Regions from separate parts of the Homo sapiens genome. Here regions 2, 3, 4 and 5 are each linked to region 1. Evidence: chromatin contacts called from ENCODE Hi-C or POLR2A ChIA-PET data. All regions are on one chromosome and are shown on one strand. The core of a region is the stretch at or near the end of the contact, and the rest is flanking DNA. Distances in the headings are between cores, read along the strand shown. Region 1 holds the start of ADORA2A (adenosine A2a receptor). Region 2 overlaps KIAA1671. Region 3 holds the start of DERL3 (derlin 3). Region 4 holds the start of SLC2A11 (solute carrier family 2 member 11). Region 5 holds the start of MIF (macrophage migration inhibitory factor).

What was found. A loop is a pair of places that touch in the nucleus more often than their neighbours do. ChIA-PET counts read pairs that join two places held with the same protein, here RNA polymerase II (POLR2A). Pooled maps may share reads with other maps.
Region 2: a loop to region 1 is called in a map of CD4-positive, alpha-beta T cell, with 6 times the contacts of the local background. The contact joins the enhancer-like site here to the promoter of ADORA2A in region 1. A Hi-C loop is called at or near these places in 2 of 168 maps with a recorded cell type or tissue (CD4-positive, alpha-beta T cell and CD8-positive, alpha-beta T cell) and 6 of 50 pooled maps. POLR2A ChIA-PET finds 5 or more read pairs at or near these places in 1 of 52 experiments (A673).
Region 3: a map of B cell shows a loop between it and region 1 (5-fold over the local background). The contact joins the promoter of DERL3 here to the promoter of ADORA2A in region 1. A Hi-C loop is called at or near these places in 1 of 168 maps with a recorded cell type or tissue (B cell), 2 of 37 single-sample maps with no recorded cell type and 5 of 50 pooled maps.
Region 4: a pooled map shows a loop between it and region 1 (4-fold over the local background). The contact joins the promoter of SLC2A11 here to the promoter of ADORA2A in region 1. A Hi-C loop is called at or near these places in 3 of 37 single-sample maps with no recorded cell type and 1 of 50 pooled maps. POLR2A ChIA-PET finds 5 or more read pairs at or near these places in 3 of 52 experiments (GM12878, activated B cell and activated CD4-positive, alpha-beta T cell).
Region 5: a map of naive thymus-derived CD4-positive, alpha-beta T cell shows a loop between it and region 1 (11-fold over the local background). The contact joins the promoter of MIF here to the promoter of ADORA2A in region 1. A Hi-C loop is called at or near these places in 1 of 168 maps with a recorded cell type or tissue (naive thymus-derived CD4-positive, alpha-beta T cell), 3 of 37 single-sample maps with no recorded cell type and 9 of 50 pooled maps. POLR2A ChIA-PET finds 5 or more read pairs at or near these places in 4 of 52 experiments (CD4-positive, alpha-beta T cell, CD4-positive, alpha-beta memory T cell, K562 and 1 more).

The regions. Positions count from the first base shown.
Region 1 is chr22:24,425,795-24,429,552 of GRCh38, reverse strand. ADORA2A (adenosine A2a receptor) reads right to left here and starts at 1,954. Exons shown (of 3, transcript NM_000675.6): 1 at 1,807-1,954. The region is part of intron 18 of SPECC1L-ADORA2A (SPECC1L-ADORA2A readthrough (NMD candidate)); the gene reads right to left. ADORA2A-AS1 (ADORA2A antisense RNA 1) reads left to right here. Exons shown (of 7, transcript NR_028484.3): 7 at 1-347. RefSeq lists enhancers at 1-93, 168-327 and a silencer at 1,764-1,873.
Region 2 is chr22:25,060,702-25,064,459 of GRCh38, reverse strand. All of the region lies in intron 6 of KIAA1671, which reads right to left. Among named protein-coding and RNA genes, the nearest start is that of KIAA1671-AS1, 50 kb to the left of the region's middle. RefSeq lists an enhancer at 2,297-3,211. Within about 2 kb of position 1,964, at least 7 of the 41 ENCODE cell types and tissues checked have a DNase peak (open chromatin) inside an H3K27ac peak, as active enhancers do; they include CD4-positive, alpha-beta T cell and CD8-positive, alpha-beta T cell, where a contact is called at or near this core.
Region 3 is chr22:23,837,236-23,840,993 of GRCh38, reverse strand. DERL3 (derlin 3) reads left to right here and starts at 1,988. Exons shown (of 7, transcript NM_001002862.3): 1 at 1,988-2,099; 2 at 2,218-2,283; 3 at 2,357-2,430; 4 at 2,549-2,642; 5 at 3,140-3,335. The coding sequence starts at 2,007. SMARCB1 (SWI/SNF related BAF chromatin remodeling complex subunit B1) reads right to left here. Exons shown (of 9, transcript NM_003073.5): 9 at 2,985-3,758. RefSeq lists a silencer at 1,763-2,065.
Region 4 is chr22:23,856,031-23,859,788 of GRCh38, reverse strand. It overlaps SLC2A11 (solute carrier family 2 member 11), which reads right to left and starts at 1,914. Exons shown (of 12, transcript NM_001024939.4): 1 at 1,760-1,914. The coding sequence starts at 1,789.
Region 5 is chr22:23,892,526-23,896,283 of GRCh38, reverse strand. It overlaps MIF (macrophage migration inhibitory factor), which reads right to left and starts at 1,901. Exons shown (of 3, transcript NM_002415.2): 1 at 1,702-1,901; 2 at 1,340-1,512; 3 at 1,061-1,244. The coding sequence starts at 1,809. The coding sequence ends at 1,178. It overlaps MIF-AS1 (MIF antisense RNA 1), which reads left to right. Exons shown (of 3, transcript NR_038911.1): 2 at 174-455; 3 at 752-2,574. RefSeq lists enhancers at 611-1,418, 1,419-2,226.

The DNA.
Region 1 (3,758 bases), core at 705-3,204:
AGAGGCCCCGGGGAGGGGGCGGGGCCAGGATCTGGCAATTTCCTATCCCTCTCTGTTGGCTCTGTGCATCTAATTACTCCTTGAGTCATCTGTTGCTAACCAGGAGGGGAAATTAAATATTAATAATGTAATACTTCTCTGTGATTACCCCTTGTTGGGGACAGATCAGAGGGCAGATGCTGCCCCATACAGACAGGGGACACATGCTGCGGAATGTGCATAATGCCTCTTGAAAGAACCACCTTATAGGATTCCACGCGGTCAGACTCAAAACTGCTGCTGCTTCCTGCCTTCCTCCTCACCTCCCCCAACCTGGCCACTTTAATTAAAACTCCATTTAATCAAAACCCACACATCTTCTGGTTCCTCATATGTCGCACTAGCAAGGCCCTCTGTACACATGCCCAGATGGTGGCTATACCCCCCAGAGCCTGCTGCACGGAGGTGCCCACCAGCTTCTAGGCAGTGACCTGCACATCTGCTCCTGAGTGCGGCTAAGAGCAACATACAGGACACAGTGCACGGACTCGGACCCGCTCCAGCCATGCCTGGCCTGTTCCTGGGCTCCAGAATCCCAGCCTTAGAACCCTCCTGCTGCTTTTCCATAACAAATGTTTACCAAGTACCTCCACCAGGCCTGGCAGCACCCCAACTGCTGGGCCAAAGGGAGGTGTGCCCCCGTTGCTGTGCCTGGCCCCATCTGAGCATATGGCAGGGGACCTCAAAGGAGGAAAGGACCCAGGACATTCCTGGGAGGCGGCTGCTGCCCTGCAGTTTCAGGCACTGCAGGCCACTCCCTGTCTCCACAACATTGGCTCAGCTAAGAGGAGTCGCAAATCAATTTCAAAGCGCAAGAGGTATATGAAGGCTAAGAAAGGTAAGCAACAGAATAAAAAACATGGAGGTGAATTCATTCCAGTAGGAAGGAAGGTAATACAGTAATCTAATAATGATTTCAGAGACCTTTAGAATCTCCAAAGAGGCAAAGAAAGGAATGGCATCCGTAGACAAGAATGAGAACTTCTGAACCGACTGGCGGAAATGAAACAAGGACAGGTGGATATGAACAAGAAATAATACAAAATCCAGGGACTGAAAAATAGAAGGACTGAAGTAAGGGATGTGGTGAGCTTCAGGCACACGTACAGTGGAAGAGACGACTGGGGATCTGAAGCTAGTACTGAGGAATTCTCCCAGAAACGCCATGAAGAGACCTAGTCTAGGAGGAAACGGTTGAGAGGCATGGGGTGGACTGAGAAGCATCAACAAGTGGCTTGCGGGAGCTCGGCAGGGCACGGCAGGTTGTGGGCCCCACTATGACTGGCTTTTGGGATGGCCCAGGGGGGCCTGGGCATGAACCTCCCAGAACCCAGGGCCCCAGGATCCCCATACCCCTTCCAAACTCATCAGCGCAGGTGCCTTCCTCACTGCCCAGTGGTAAGCAGCCACCCAGCACGGGCTCCACTTCCCTCCTGACCTCCGGGGCTGCCCGGTGGCCCTTACTTCAGGCGCTGGGTGCAGGCTGGGCCCGGGACCCAGAGATACACCTGGCATCCCTCCCCCACAGCCCGGGTGCAGCTGCAGCTCTCTGCTCCTGGTGGCAGGATGTGGGCAAGATGGGGCCAAGACCCAGCTCCCTGCAGCTGGAGGCTAAGGCTCTGAGCCTGCCTCACAGAGCAGCCCCCACATCGCAGCCCCGGGGCCAGTGCTGGGGGCCCCAGCTCCTGCTCCCCACACCCCCATGTGTCCAGGCTAGGGGCCAGGAAGGCCACAGCACCCCCTCCTCCCCGCCTGGGGGCCACTCACCCCCTCACACGAGGCTTCACCTGACAGCCCTCCTCCGAGGGGCCGCACCCCGCACCAAGGTGCTGGGGGCCCACGCTGTGCTGAAAGCAGCTTGGCTGGGGGCGGCTCCTGCTCCATGTCACAGTCCCTGAGGCCCAGGCAGAGCTTCCCCTCTGCACGCGGCTGCTCACATGTACACAGGCTGTGGTGAGCCACGTCACGTCACGTGAAGGATTGGCACCTGCACCTCCCTCAGATGGCGGGCAACAGGTACTATGCCGCTGAAGGGGGGACAAGGGAGTGTTTCTAGATGGCCCCGCGGACACAGAGCCCAGGAGTCCTGGGCGGGACCCTGTGGGAGGCTTGAAGGGGCAGTGCTGGGTGCAGGGCCTCACAATGCCCCAGGGTGGCTGCAATGAGGATGGGAGGGGTGAGGACCGGCTGTTGGGTCCCTGGGCAGGTGCGACGAGGCAGCCCCGGAGGCTGACAGGAGGGCAGGGTGACCAAGCAGAGCCTGGCCACTGCTTCTTCCCCACTGAGCAGCCTCCCCCAGGCTGGCTCAGGGTTTGCAGAGGCCACTGAGGGACCAGAGGCGAGTCCTCCTGTGACACGGGCAGACCAGCCCGGGGCCTCTGGGGAGAAGTCTCCTGCCCAGATGCCAGAGGAGACACCAAGTGGCACCATCGGCCTCCCTCTGCTTGGCCAGCTCCGGCAGCCTCTCCACCAGGTGACGGCCGATGCCAGAGACCAGGGCTGCAGCGGCACATCCGAGGAGTGGGCACAGAAGAGCAGCAGCAGCCCCTGCCCAGTGACTCCTGGAACAAGCTTCCCCTGCGGGGTGTTGGCGGGGGGTGGTGAGAGAATCCCCATGGCAACTCACAGAAACATCATCTGGGTGAGACTTGGAGGAGAAGGTGAAGGGAGAGAGGTATCGAGAGATTCTAGCAGAGAAAATGCCCGAAGCCAGGGTCCTGCCTTCCCTGGGCTCCCATCATCCCCTGTGCTGGGACGAGGGGCAGCTGCTCTGCTGCTCCTCTCTCCACCTGATCCTCCCCAGTCCCTGGCCAGATCCATGGAGTCCAGGCTGCAGGGGCCCAGGCCTCCTCCGCCATGAAACTGCCTCTTCCCACCACCCAGAGCCCCAGGTTCTGCACAGGATGTGGGCAGTTGTGTGGGGGCTCCTCTCTGCACCCCAGCTCCATTCCCTTCCCCATCTGGGCTCCTCTGCTCCTTGCAACCTCTGGACCACCCACCTCCTAGGACCAAGCCCCTCCTGTCAATGGCCCAGACCCTTCTGGGAGCTAGAACCCTCCCATTCACCAGCTCAGCTCCTGCCTGTGCAGTCTCCTCTCCACAGCACCCCCACCACACATGCCCTAAATCCCCTCAGCCTGTGCTTCCCGCCTTCATCCATCCATCCATCTTCTGTCTGTCCTTCCTCTGCTCTCCTGCGTGCTCAGGGCTCTGTTTGCGCTGCAATAGACAAGACAGACCCCGCAAACACGGTTGGGAAGGCAGTTCTAGCTCATTTGGGGTTAGGTGGCTCGGGTATTAGGTCTGTGAGAGGGTACTAAGACCTTCTTTGGAGTGTCAGGACACAGCTGAGAGCCACCAGGGGCTGTGGTCCCACACAGCAGGCACTGCCCAGGCCTCACCTGGACTTTGCAGGACGTGATGCTCTCAAGTCACATGCTGGCTCCCAGGCCAACTACCATTCATATGTCCCTCTGCCAACAGCAATCCCTGTGGTGTCCCCTGACCCTCAAGCCTAACACCCTCCCTCCCGGGTTCCCCGCTCCAGCACACACCCCTCACCGGCCCTCTGGTCTGCCCTAAACCTTCCCCCACTTGCTCCCAAGCCAAGGCCTTTCCACATTAGGCATTGCTAAGATCATCATCCTTGTTCTACAGATGAGATATCAGATTCCCCGGGACAGCAACCTGCTCAGCGAGTGGGTCGAGGAGGCAAGACC
Region 2 (3,758 bases), core at 715-3,214, 630 kb before region 1:
GACAGTGCCTGCCCCCGCAGGGTCGCTGGGAGGCATGAATGAGGTACTACGTACAAAGTGTTCAGAATCCAGTACACAGTAAGGGCTCAACACATCTTATGCGGGGTGCAGTGGCTCACGCCTGTAATCCCAGCACTTTGGGAGGCCAATGTGGGTGGATCACTTGAGGTCAGAATTTTGAGACCAGCCTGGCCAACAGAGCGAAACCCCGTCTCTACTATAACAAAAATTATCCAGGCATAGTGGCACATGCCTGTAATCCCAGCTATTCGGGAGGCTGAGGCTGGAGAATTGCTTGAACCCAGGAGGCAGAGGCTGCAGTGAGCCGAGATTGCGCCTCTGCACTCCAGCCTGGGTGACAGAGCGAGACTCCATCTCAAAAAACAAACAAACAAACACAAAAAACAAACAAACAAAACAAACAAAAAAAATCTTAGCTGTGAGTGCCTGGTCGTGTTAGGGAAGCAGGCGCCTGGTAGAGCCAGAGTAAGGCCATGTTCAATTCGACTCCATCTTAAGACTAAAAAGCCACATTCCTTGCTGGTCACAAGATAGTCATGGGATGTTTACAGTTGAGGAAACAGCCTAAAGATACCTACAAGGACGTACTCCTACATCAGCACAGAGTCCAGGTGTCCCAATACCCATAACAGTATGTGCTTGCAAGATAATTATAGTTACGCTTCGGTATACTCACACACTAAAATGTCAAGGATGGTTTTTGTTTTGCTTTTCAAGATTGTTTTATATTTCAATAATTTTGGGAAGTACAGGTCGTTTTTGGTTACATGGGTGAATTCTATAGTGATGATTTCTGAGATTTTCGTGCACCCGTCACCCGAGCAGTGTGCACTGTACCCAATATGTAGTCTTTCAACCCTCACCCACCTCCCAACCTTCCCCCCAAGTCCCCAAATTCCATGATATCATTCTTATGCCTTTTCATGCTCATAGCTTAGCGCCCACTTGTAAGTGAGAACATATAATATTTGGTTTTCCATTCCTGAGTTACTTCGCTCAGAATAATGGTCTCCAGCTCCGTCTAAGTTGCTGCAGAAGACATTATTCCCTTCCTTTTTTGTGGCTGAGTAGTATTCCATGGTGTATACATACGTGCCACGTTTCTTTAAATCAATAAAGTAATCAATTTTGTCATGCCGTGCGCTCACCTGCAAGTAGACACAGTTTAGCTTAGCTTTTACATGGACAACACTCCTCTATAAGAAAAACTTAAAAACAAACCCGGGCGGTGGGTCCTCCTCTCACTTTCTGAGGATGCTCTACTCTGTAACAGGGTAGCTTTCAATCAACCATCCCTTCTTACTGCACTCCGGAACTTGCTTTGAATTCCTTCCTGTACGAAATCCGAGAACCCTCTCTTGGGGTCCGTTTCAAGACCCTCTTCTCTGGTAACAATGGCATATCCACTTCAGCCCCCTTGGCTAGCAGAGCAATAAGAGGGAGCCCAAACTGGGGCCAGCCCATCAGAAAAGGGGGTTATCTGCCCCAAAAAAAGGCATCTCTGAGCCAATCCCAGGGCAGAGCCAACCCACAGAGCCCTTAAGAGTGTTGTCAGCTGCAGCACATTTGAAATCACTGAAAACACACAACTAGGGAGTGGCGGGTGGCGGGGGGCGGGGGTGGGTGCCGGTTGGGAGGGGGGGAACAGCAAACACATTTTCCATCCTCTCAGTTCCCAGCCTGACCCAACAACTGCCCTCCTGGCCCCAATCGGTTCTCTCCACCATGCGGAGGGGCAGATGGGGTAGATGGGGTCAGCGAAGACAGGACCCAGCAAGAAGCAGCAGCCCAGTCGAAAAGCCTGAAGTCCTGATACAACCAACGCAGATGCGTAAAAAAAATGCCGTGCTGCGTGAAAGGAGCCAGACACAACAAAGCCATGCTGCATGAGCCCACTGACAGGAAATGTGCAGAAAAGGCAAGACTGCAGAGACAGGCCGCAGACGAGTGGCTGCCAGGGGCTTCCGCTGGATGGGGTGGGGGCTGGGGGGAGTGCCTGCTAATAGGTACAGTGCTTCCTTCTGGGGTGAGGACAATGTTCTGGGCTAGAGAGTGATCCCTGGGCAACTTGGTACATTTACTAAAAATTGCTGTACACTTCAATCGAGTGAATTTTATACTCTGTAAATTATACTTCAATAAGCTATTGGAGGAGGAGGAGGAAGAAGAAAAAAGAGGAGGAGGAGAAAAGAGAGGAAGGGGTAAAGGTGGAAGAGGAAAAGGAGGGGGAAGAGGAGGAGGAAGAGGAGATGGGCCCAGTGCAGTGACTCAGGCCTGTAATCCCAGCACTTCACGAGGCTGAGGTGGGAGGATCACTTGAGCCCAGGAGTTCAATACCAGCCTTGGCAACATGGCCAGACCCTGTCTTGATTTTTAAAAAGAAAAAAAAAAGTGCAGAAGGAGGAGAAAAGGGAGGAAGAGATAAAAATGGAAGAGGAAGAAGAGGAAAAGGAGGAGAAAAAACAGGAGGAAGAGAAGAGGGAGGAAGAGAAAAGGGAGGAGGAAAAGAAGGAAGTGGAGAAGGAGCAAACCGTGCCAAGGGATGAGAAAAGAGGGAGAAGCAAGCTAGAAGGTCTTGCCTGGGCATGCGCAGGGCCAGCAGCGCCTACAACCTGGCTGGAGCGCTCCCTCCCCACTCAGTCAGTGAACATGATTAAGCCCTACCAGGAGCTGGGAGCGAAGCTGCTGGGAGCAGGGATCTGCACTCAGGTAGGCCTGGGGTTCAAATCCCAACTACAGCCCTGCCTCACACTGTCATCCAGGACAACCTGCTTCTCTTCTCTGTGCCTCGGTTTCTTCAGACATAAAATGAGGCTGAGAATAACAACAACAATCATGATAATTTCCTCCCTCACAGGATGGCAGTGAGGCAGAGGTCAGATGATATGAGAAAAGCACTCAGCAGGCTGACTGCAACTGCTCAATCAATGAAGGCCCTGAGGATAAAGTGTGAAGCATTAGGGACATGAGTGAGGCAGGATTCTTGCCCTCAGCGGGGCTCACGGTCTGTAAGAGAAGCACTTGGGAATAAATTACAGCACTAGAGGCTAGAGGGCCTGGAATGGAGGAGTTCACAGGATAGGGTGCAACCCAGGAGGGCTTCTTGGAGAAGGTGGCACAGAACCCAGGCTTGAAATATGACAAAATGTCCCTATTCTCAAGAGACCTCGAGTTCAAGTAGAAGATTCAGCATCTCTGGAAATACATCTCCTTAAGAGAAAAATGCTGTTTCTATAACCATAAGTTTCTCACTATAGGCTCGGCTATCCATACCCCACGCTCTTTTTTACAAATAAAACAAAAACAAAATTTTTTTTTCCCAAAAAATACTTTCTCCGGAAGAGAAAATATCATCCATGAAAATAAATGGGGCAGCCAGGGCTGTGAAGGCTGCAGAGGAACATCCTAAGCTCAGCTGGGCAGCTCTGATGTCAGGTTCACAAAATAGAAACTGACATGGGGCCCAATGGGGACAGAGCACAGTGACACATCTACCGAAATTAGTGGGCTGCATGAAAAGATGAAAATCTAAGTGGTCATGGAAAATTTGGATGTTTCAGGTTTAGAATGGAGGCCCGAATGTAAAACGGCTTAAAAGCAAATTAACGAAATGTGGAAAATAGACCGTCTCCATCCTACCCTCTTGTGGTCATTTCTGAATGATGCACAAGAAAACCAGTGCCTTGTTTCACCTGGGAGGAGAATGAGGCAGGTAAAACAGAAACTGGCGGCCCTGG
Region 3 (3,758 bases), core at 739-3,238, 590 kb after region 1:
CTACCCTGACAGCAAACACAGAGGTTTGTTGTTTTTTTTTAAATTTTAGTAACATATACACAACATAAAATTTGTCCAAACTATTTTCAAGTGTTCAGTTCAGTGGTATTAAACATTCTTATGCAACCCTCCCCACCATCCATCTCCAGAACTTTTTCATTTTCCCAAACTGGAACTGCACTCATTAAACAATAACTCCCTGATCCCCTCTCATATAAGTGGAACCATACAGTATTTGTCTTTTTGTGACTGGTTTTTTTTTTTTTGAGACGGAGTCTCACTCTGTTGCCCAGGCTGGAGTGCAGTGGTGCAATCTCGGCTCACCACAACCTCCATCTCCCGGATTCAAGCAATTCTCCTGCCTCAGCCTCCCGAATAGCCAGGATTACAGGTGCCCGCCACCACGCCCAGCTAATTTTTGTATTTTTAGTAGAGACGAGGTTTCACCATGTTGGCCAGGCTGGTCTCGAACTCCTGACCTCAGGTGATCCACCCGCCTCGGCCTCCCAAAGTGCTGGGATTACAGGTGTGAGCCACTGCGCCCAGCCTTGTGACTGGTTTATGTTACTGGGTGTAATGTCTTCAAGGGTCATCCATGCTGCATCATGTATCCGAATTTCATTCCTTTAAGGTTGAATGGTATTGCATTGCATGTAGACAGCACATTTCGTCTGTCTCATCGGTGGGTGAACTGATGTGAACCATTGTGAATAATGGGGCCATGAACATGGGTGTATGAACATCTGTTCAAGTCCCTGCTTTTGATTCTTTTGAATGTGTACCCACAAGCAGCATTGCTGGATCATACGGTAATTCTATTTTTAATTTTTTGAGTCATGATCATATTGTTTTTCACAGCGGATGCACCATTTTATATTCCCACCAACGGTGCCCAAGGGTTCCAATTTCCCCATATCCTCGCCAACACTTATTTTGTTTTATTGTTTTGCTTTTCACAGTTACCATCCTGATGGACACAGGGATGCTTGCAAAGTGACAAACTTTAGAGGTATCCCAGGTCACCCCACCTGGCACTGCGGACGCCCACGTGGCCCCACCCCTCACTTGGCAATATTCTCATCAAGTGTCAGCACTAGCTTATTGTATTGACTGCCTCCTGGCTGGACTCTAAGAGACAGTGTCTTTTATTGCATGCTACATCCCCAACATCTAGAACAGTGTCAGGCAAACAGTTGTTTAATAAACGGTGGAAGGAAGGAAGGGAGGGAGGGAGGGAGGGAAGGAGGGAAGGAAGGTGGGTAGGTTGGTTTCTATTTTCCACCAAAATATTGAGGACCTCTCCTGCCTGTCCACTTGCTCTGGTGCGCCTCTCAACCCTCGCGCCCCACCTGGACTCAATCCCGCAGTCCTGCCTCTCCTTCCTTGGGCCCCCGGGGAAGAACCCCGACAGCGGCCGGCACATTTGAGTGGGGCCCTGGACGTTTGGGGAGGTTTGGACACATTCCCGAATGCCTCCCTGCTGTGGGTTAGGTGGGCCTGTCTTGGGCTGGCAGCGAGGACAACGTTGTGGCTAGGTCGTCAGTTAGTGAGCCAGCACGGTCTGAGCCGCCACACTCCGCGCCCCGCCCACGCGCCCCGCCCTTTCCAGTTTTGCCTCGCCTGCTCGGGTCTTCGCTCCTGTAACCCATACGATCTTAGCCCCGCCCCCGTGGTGTCGTGGGTCCACGCTACTGGTCCTCTCCTAGAAAGCCGCGAAATGACCAGTTCCTCATTGGCCACACGTTCTCCCGCGCCACCACCGCAGCCACAACAACCGCCACGTGCTCAACCTTGGCGCCTGCCCATTGGCCACCAGCCTCTACCCGCCCACTCTCCCTTTCCGCCCCTAATTTCCCTCTTCTTCCTTCCATTGGCTGTCGGGCTCAGGGGCTCTCTTTTCAGCCTGGGGCGCGCAGCGCCTCGGATGCGGATTGGCCGAAGGCGGGGCTGGGAGGCGGGTTAAAGAGCGCGTTGCTGGCTGGGCCACGCGTGCTTGAGAAGGTTCAATGGCGTGGCAGGGACTAGCGGCCGAGTTCCTGCAGGTGCCGGCGGTGACGCGGGCTTACACCGCAGCCTGTGTCCTCACCACCGCCGCGGTGGTAAGCGGCCGGGCGGACCGGACGTCGCCTTGGTTACAGCCTCTGGCGGGAGGGGTGAGGGTCGCCATGGTTACGGCGTGGCTCCCGGGCAGCTCTTGACTGGCCCCTGGTTCCACAGCAGCTGGAGCTCCTCAGCCCCTTTCAACTCTACTTCAACCCGCACCTTGTGTTCCGGAAGTTCCAGGTGAGGCCGCCCCGCGCCGCGCACCTGTGGGCCCGACCCACCCACCCCGCACCTGACCGCCCGTCCCCCGTAGGTCTGGAGGCTCGTCACCAACTTCCTCTTCTTCGGGCCCCTGGGATTCAGCTTCTTCTTCAACATGCTCTTCGTGTATCCTGCGCCCTGCGGACACGGGCTGGGTGGAGGGCAGGCCGGCCGGGCTGGGAGAGAGGCCGGGACGGGGAAACTGAGGCCCCGCCTGGTGGCACTTCCTATACCGACGCCGTAGGTTCCGCTACTGCCGCATGCTGGAAGAGGGCTCCTTCCGCGGCCGCACGGCCGACTTCGTCTTCATGTTTCTCTTCGGGGGCGTCCTTATGACCGTATCCTTCCCGCAGGCTCTGGAACCTCGGGCTAGGGCGCCTCGGCGTCCAGCCTGTGTTGGTCCTGGGGCCAACACAGCCATGCCAGAGAGGGACACAGTCGCTGTCTCCAGCTTAGTATGTGTTGAGGGCCCACTCTGTGCTCAGCTGCAGGGGTCAGGGCTAGATCTTCAGTGCTGTATGCAAAATACAAAGCCATGCACAAAAGAGCCAGGTGGGTTGTCAGGGCCACTAGCTGAGCCCTGAATGCGAGTAGCCGGGAGAAACTGGGGCAGGGACAGGCAGTGGTTGGGCCCTGGGATGAGGCTGTAGGTGTGCAGGGCAGATTTCGTGGGACCTGAAGCCCGTGGAGTGTGTCGCCTTTATTGGACTGGCTCATCTTGATGAGGGAATAGCACATAGGGGAGATGAGGGGAAGAATTCCAGGGTCTTGGGAAGTCAGAGGGGCCCTGGGCTTGGGCTGAGGCCTGCACCGGAGCACCTTGACTCTGGCCCAGCTGCTGGGACTCCTGGGCAGCCTGTTCTTCCTGGGCCAGGCCCTCATGGCCATGCTGGTGTACGTGTGGAGCCGCCGCAGCCCTCGGGTGAGGGTCAACTTCTTCGGCCTGCTCACTTTCCAGGCACCGTTCCTGCCTTGGGCGCTCATGGGCTTCTCGCTGCTGCTGGGCAACTCCATCCTCGTGGACCTGCTGGGTGAGCCTCCCGGTACATCTAGTCCGCCCCAGGCTGGCCACTCCCCTCAGGACACGCTGCTTATGCCCTGGGGCCCCTCTCCCATCCTTGCTGGAGTTCTCCTCACACCTGGCTCCATCCCCATCTTCCTGCCCTCCCAGCTGCTGTGCTCTTACAGCCCCTCAAGCCAGCCGGCCCACATAATTTGCATCGTCAGGACGGATCTACTGATGCTTGCACGGTCCTGATGGGAGTGAGGATGGGAGGGTCAGGGTTCCTGCCCCATGGCTCCCACTCCTCCACTATTCTCAGGCCCTCCCCTCCCTGGGTCCTGCCTGCTTCTGGGCCTTTTAAGCTTGTCCTTCACGGCCAACCCGGGGCTGGCACTCTGTGCAAGGCTTTGGGGCACTCATGCTGTGGGGCCTGCAGGGCCACCAGGCTGTG
Region 4 (3,758 bases), core at 665-3,164, 570 kb after region 1:
GGCCGGATGTCGTGGCCCACACCTGCAATCCCTGCACTTTGGGAGGCCGAGGTGGGCAGACCACTTGAGGTCAGGAGTTCGAGACCAGCCTGGCCAACATGGTAAAACCCTGTCTCTACTAAAAATACAAAAATTAGCCGGGCTTGGTGGTGGGCACCTGTAATCCCAGCTACTCAGAAGGCTGAGGCAGAATTGCTTGAATCCGGGAGGGAGGCGGAGGTTGCAGTAAGCCCAGATCGCGCCACTGCCCTCCTGCCTGGGCAACAGAGTGAGACTCCATCTCAAAAAAAAAAAAATGCTGAATGTTTATCTCAGCCAGGAAGTGTGCTGGGGGGCAAGATACAGCTGGGAAAGAGACAGCTGTGCTTTCACCATTCAGTGAGATACTGCACTGGAGGCTGGGGGAGCAGAGGAAGTGGCTCTGGAGGGCAGAATCCTGCTGAAGGCCTTGCCATAGGTCTGGAGACAGGTTGGTGACAGGGGCCCTGGCTGCCCATAGTTCCAATAAGGCCTAAGTAACTTTCTCTAAGGCTGGAAGCCTTAGGAAGAAGCCAGGTGAGAAACCTGGCATCTGGTCCCATTGAGGCCAAATTACAGCTCCACGGGGGCCGCATGGAAGTGAGAGCTCCCTTAAGACAGCAGATGTGAAGGAAGCAGCGAACACAGTGCTTGATGGCAGCTGAGCTCATGTAGCAGGAGATATTGACAGGTCTCTAAGACTACAGGAAATCGTTGAATTCAATGAGATCATGCATGGAGATTGCCTATACCGTGCCTGGTCATGGTAAGCATTCAGACATTAGCTACGATAGGGACCATTAATTCAGCAAACAAAGATTTATTGCCTCCCTATTATGGTCAATAATCCTACTGTTCTAGGTGTTGGGATACAGCAGTGAACAACAGACAAAATCCATGAGCTGTCAGAGCTTTCCTTCCAGCAGAGAAAGACAAGCAATCGCAAAATGAACAAGCAAAATATATAGTACATCAGCTGGTGCTACAGAGACTTAAAGCAGTGAAGGGGCGTAGGAAGTGTTTGGACCAGGTGGTGCTATTTTATTTTATTTTATTTTATTTTTATTTTTTAGAGACAAGGTCTCGCTACGTCGCCCACGCTGGAGTGCAGTGGTGAGATCCTATTAGATCCCTGCAGCTTCGAACTCCTGGGCGATCCTCCCACCTTAGTTGGTGCTATTTTAAATAAGGCTGTCAAGGAATACAAGTGCAAATCAAGACAAAGGAGGTGAGGGAATGTGCCATGCAAATACCTAAAGAAATCAGTCCAGATTGGGAAGGAACCCCTAGAAGCGGTGGGCAGTGCAGTGCGGGCGCTCTCCTCTGGCTGCGCCCTTTCCCTCTGTGAGGCAGGACGTCAGGTCAGAGCTGAGGGAGCATGAGGAGGAAAGAGGCGGGGGTGGGAAACAGTCTCGGGAGGGGGCGAGCAGTCAGGATTGCAGCGCTCGGAGGGCTTACTGCCTCTGAGGTCAGGGCTGATCGGCAGAGGATTTAGCATCTCTGGGGGCTGGGATGCCAGGGTCCAGCAACCTTGCTCTGGCCCACAGGCCGACCCTGGGCGTAAACACCTGCCTATGCACATCTGAGCCTAGCACCTAACGCCACTGTACATACAAGCACGATATTTTTGAACATTTGACGACTTAGTTAAGCCTCCCAGGTGGCTGCACCTGCGCAGTTCACTCAGGTCCGCAATCCCTCATCTGAAACGCCTGGTCTGGGCAAGTATGAGAATTCATACCATTCTAGATCGCAGGAGGGCGTGGAGCATTCGAAAGAGGGGCCTGAGCGGAGGTCTTGCTGTCCCAGGGAGACCCCGGCTGCCATTAGCAAGCGGTGAGCCGGCAGCCTGTGCGCGGAGGGAAGGGCAGCGCGCAGCGCCCAGTGGTGAAAGAGGCGCTAGCGCACGCGCAGTGAGCGTTTGAGAGGAGCAAACCCGTCGAGACGAAGCTGTAGCGCAAGCGCAGTGGGTATTGAGAGCGGCCGCACCAGCTGAGGGTTCGCGCAACGCTAAACGATGGCCGGGACTAAGGCCTGAGACTCAAGCTCAGGCGCAGTGAAGCGCAGAGCCGCTAGAGTGTCGCGGAGGGCGCCTGAGGCGCATGCGCGGACTCAGCGTTTTTAAGAAGGGCTGGGGGTGCTGGGGAGTTCGCCCCAGCGTGTTGGGGGGGAGTCGCCGCCGCGGGGGGGGGGTTTGGGGTCACCGCCGCGGGGTTTGTCGCCGCCGCTGGGAGCTCACCTGCGTCCGAGGCCGTAAGGACGGCTCCAGTTCATCCTCCATCCGCCTCTGCCGCAGCACTGAGGCTGAAAAGCCGCTCACTCCTTACTCGGCTAAGCCCCAAGCTCATCTCTGCAGGCCGGAAGGGAGCTCTGGTCCAAGGTCATCTCGGCCAAGCCCCTGCATTCGCCCTCGCAAGTGCCAGCAAGCGACTCTGGTCGCCGCGCTCCCAAGTCCTCCCCCGAAATTCCGGCTCTGGCCCCTCGTCCCCCTCCTTTGCTACAGTCTCTGGACTAAATGTCTGCGGGTCTCTGTCTCTCGCTGGTCTGACCTCAGCCGCAACCCTGCGCGATTCCCTGCGCCGGTCGCCACTGCCGGCCGCCAGAACCTCGGAGGCCACTGCCCCTGGGCGTTCTCCGGAGGGCCAAGCCCTTGGTTGTGCACATCTATGCACGCCCCACCTACACCCCCCCCCCCCCACACACACACACTTTGGTTCAGGTATCCCCGACCTTTCCCCAGAGGACGGGAAAATTAGGAAAGACCGAAAGATAGACCCACCAGTCTTCGGAGCGCTCTCATCTGTGCGTCCTGGGCAGAGCGAGAGACTTGGCGGAATGCGGGTAGGAGAACCGGTCTCGGGTTGCCGCCAGGGGATCCATTGCGTGAGAGGCAGGTCCGACTTATGCTGGGGGCACTTGGAGTTGAGGAACCACAGAGTCCACTGAACCGGATTAATCTTTTATCCCTCAGGGCTTCTCAGGCCCTGCATGGAGGAATCCAGGAGCTGGACAAAGACCAACTGAAACTAGACTTGCCAAAGATGCTATTTGTGGTCACAGAAACATAGAGCTGGACATGACCTTAAGAAGTCACCTGAGCAGACACTGTGATGGGCACTGTAGTAGCTCTATTGCTCAGACTTGGTTTTTGTTTGACTTTTGCTGCTCTGAACTTTAATTCCTAAAAACACTGCATTTTTAAGGAAAAACACAAAATATTAGCAGTTATAATAAATAGGTATTTTATTGCATGCTTTTCGTGCATCTATTAAGATGATCATATGGGTATTCTCCTTTAATCTGTTAATGAGATCAGTTACATCAATAAACTTTCTAATGGTAAACCATTCTTGAATTCTTGGGGTAGACGCAACTTGGTCATAATATTATTGTTATTAATACATTGTTAGTTTCAACTGCTGATATTTTATTTTGATAGGTTAATTTTTTTCTTTTTTTTTTTTAATTTATTTATTTTTTTTTTATTGATCATTCTTGGGTGTTTCTCGCAGAGGGGGATTTGGCAGGGTCATAGGACAATAGTGGAGGGAAGGTCAGCAGATAAACAAGTGAACAAAGGTCTCTGGTTTTCCTAGGCAGAGGACCCTGCGGCCTTGGCCTTCCGCAGTGTTTGTGTCCCTGGGTACTTAAGATTAGGGAGTGGTGATGACTCTTAACGAGCATGCTGCCTTCAAGCATCTGTTTAACAAAGCACATCTTGCACCGCCCTTAATCCATTT
Region 5 (3,758 bases), core at 652-3,151, 530 kb after region 1:
CTCACTGAGTTAACAATGAGACTGAGGCCCTCGGCTGGCAGGGAGTAAGCTGAGGAGGGCCTTGCTTTAGAGACCTTCATGGAAGGGGTGCCCCATCCCAAGATGGGTGCCACCCTTCCAGACTCCCTGGAGCTTCTATTCTCCTTCCTCTTCCTAATCTTCACCCCACCCAGCCCCATTGCTCTTCTGGAAGGAGAGCTCGCTGTCCAGTACTGCGCGGGATGACCGAGTGAACAGGGGACTGGAGACGAGATGTGGCTGGAGACTGAGAGAAGCAGAGGAGTCACACTCCACTCACCTCCACCTCCCAAAGTGCCGGGATCACAGGCTTGTGCCACTGCGCCCAAACATAACTGAAGGTTTTACAGACATGTCTGTGGCACCACAGAACACGAACGGTCCCAATGGAAACCCCACGCCCAATTTCCTCAGGGAACTGCTGTGGCGGAGGCTTGGTGGGTGTCTGAGGGGAGCAGAACCCAAGGCGTGGGGTTCGGGGGTGGACGGGGCGGTATGACCAAGAACTCTGCACCTCCCCCACCCACCCGCCTGAAAACTCTCCTGAAGTCACCTAACAAAGTGGATGGCAGTGAGTGGCTCTGGGTGGGATCTTTCTGTCCTCTGGCTACCCTCTGCCCAACAAGAAGGCTGGGGAAGGTGGGGCTGAGAGAAAGGTCTAGGCCTAGAAGACCTCGGACTCCTCCCAACTCCAACTCCTCCTCCCCCTCTTCCGTGGTCGGCTCACCTCCAGCACCCCACGTGGTGGCCCTAGGTACAACGGATTCCGGCGGGCAGAGCGCCTTAGATCCCGAGTCTGCAGCCCAGGGCAGAGTGCCAACTTCTCCTCATCCCTTCGTACGCCATAGAATGGAAAGACACTGGGGCTCCTCTGTTAGGAGCGTAGGAGGGACAGGCTGGACAAAAGGGCTCCCGAACAGCAGGTTCGGAGGAGAGCAACCCGGCCCTGACCCCCGCCCCCAACACCGTTCCCGACCTCGCTCCCCAATATCCCGGCTCTGCACCAATTCCTCCCGCAAGCCAAGGAACCCCGAGGCACTCCTAGTCTCTAAACCGTTTATTTCTCCCCACCAGAAGGTTGGGGTGGGCGGGCCTAGAACACAGCGTGCGGCGGGTTCCCGGGTGGAGCCAGCGCAGACAGCGTGGGTCCCTGCGGCTCTTAGGCGAAGGTGGAGTTGTTCCAGCCCACATTGGCCGCGTTCATGTCGTAATAGTTGATGTAGACCCTGCGGGGGGAGGAGGCCGGACTCAGCGGGTGGCTCAGTCCCGGGCCTGGCCGCGCGCCGCCGCCCCTCCCCCGCCCCTCCGCGACTCCGCGTACCTGTCCGGGCTGATGCGCAGGCGCTCGGCCAGCAGGCCGCACAGCAGCTTGCTGTAGGAGCGGTTCTGCGCGCCGCCGATCTTGCCGATGCTGTGCAGGCTGCAGAGCGCGCACGGCTCGCTGGAGCCGCCGAAGGCCATGAGCTGGTCCGGGACCACGTGCACCGCGATGTACTGCGAGGAAAGGGCGCGGTCAGCCCGCCCCAGCGACCTCGTCGGGCCCCGAACGTCCACTTCGGGCCCGAGCCACCGTCCTCCCCCCGCCCCGCCCCCCAGCTCCGTTCAGGAGTCGCCTCCCCAGCTCCCAGCGCGGAACCCCTCGTCCGGTGGGCACCCCCCTCTTCCTGTCCCCTCCCGGCAAACCTGGGGGGGCTTGCCGGTGGCCTGCGCCAGCTGCTGGGTGAGCTCGGAGAGGAACCCGTCCGGCACGGAGGCGCGGGGCACGTTGGTGTTTACGATGAACATCGGCATGATGGCAGAAGGACCAGGAGACCCGCGCAGAGGCACAGACGCACGCGCCGCGGCCGCCGCTGAGCTACGTGCCTGACTTCTCGGACACCACTGTGGTCCCGCCTTTTGTGACGCCACCGCCGGCGCCAGGCCCCGCCCCCGCGAGGCTGCGGCTCCGCCCCGAGTGGGGAAGTCACCGCCTGCCTCGGCTCGACCCCCGCAGGGCAGGACCCTGGGCGACTCCGCCCGTTCCTCCAGCAACCGCCGCTAAGCCCGGCGCACCGCTCCAACCTGTTCTCCACTTGGCGGCTAGAAATCGGCCTGTTCCGGCCTCGCCTCGGGTCTTTCTTAGTCCTTTCACTAAGTCACCGATGTTAGTCGCCAGGAGGCGCTGTGCCGGGGGTGGGGATGCGGCGGTGAACCCGGAAGATGGCCCCTTACCCTTCCAGAGATGAAGCCCAGTTCATTCCACTGCACGCACTGAGCCCCTGTACCTCCTGTCTTTGGGCCACATGTCCTCAAGGGCTCCAGTCCCGCATGCGTGAGCTTGTGTGTTTGAGATGGGGCGGGGTAGTCATCGCGGCAGGTGAGAGGGGAGCTGCCCCTGCGAATCACCATCCAGGGAACTTCCCTGAACCCCTGCTCTTTAAAGAGGATAGGATGCTGGGAGGCACCGAAGGGAAGGAGGCGAGGTCCAGAGCAGGTTCAGTGGTTCAAACGTGCTCAGCTCCCCTTCTCTGGGCCTCTGGGCAACTTCAGCTCCTCAGGGAAGCCACACCCTAGTCAGGTCCACCGTGTATGGCCTCTCATAGAGCCCTTGGTGAATTTCTTAAATGTCTTTTCCACTAATGGTAAACTCGGGGACCATCTAGCAGGTGCCAGGCATACAAGAGACATTGACTAATACTGCTGAATGAATGAATGAATGAATGGGTGAAAGAAGATAAGCCATGACATAGCAGGAAGAGGACAAGGCAGCAACTGGATCACAGGCCAGGTCCTCAGAGATTTCCAGGGAGGTCCTGTCCTTGGTCTCTGATAGGTGCAATCCATATACCAGTCTCAGTGAAGGCCATGTGATATAGGAAGGACACCCATGCCTGTGGGACCCTCGTGGCACCAGCCAGCCTCCAGCTGGGAGGCCCCATGGCCCATTTATACAAATAGCCTATGGGTATTGGTTCCTGCAGCTGGGCCCCAGACTCTTTCCCTCCTGGTGTCACACCTTCTCTTACCTGTGCCCAGGGCTCCCTAACTGATGGCACTCCATACCATGTCTCCAGCCAGGGGCACTCCCCTAAGTCCCAGGCGCTGACAGCAGCTGACTGAGTGTCCACTGCTCTGTAAAGTCCAAATGTATGACTTGTCCTCCTACACCTCATCACCTGCCAGTAAAATATGCTTCCTTTCACTATCCCTTTATTCCCACTTCTCTCCATTCCCTGAACTACCGCCTAGTCTACACTACCTGCATCCCCTTTGGCCTGGACCACTGTGACTTCCCTATGGTGGACTGCTGCTCCTCAAGGGAGGAGTCTGTTTCCAGCCCCAGGCAGCAGAGTTAGCCCCGACTCCCTGTGCCCTATGAAAGCTGAGCAGAATTACATAAGTCACTCCAGGCAGAAGACTGAAGAGCCAGGGCCTGGTTGACCTGTGCCCTGTGAACCTGAATGACAAGGTGCAGCCTCGCCAGCAAGCACATGAGCTGCCCCTGGAGGTGAGCCCCTGCCAATCTCAGGTTGTTACCATAACAAAGGGTTGCCTTACCTGGCCAGTGACGGAGCAGGAGCATTGCCATCTTGAACAAACACCACCATTCTAAGTTCCCCCTTAATTAAAAGCCGCCTAAATCCAGCCCGAAAATATCAGCCTAATAGCTAATGTCAGCATAACCAGAAACATTCCAACCCTAAGATAAACCCTTCTCTGACCAGAAACATGCCAACCCGGAGACAGCCTCCCTTCTGACC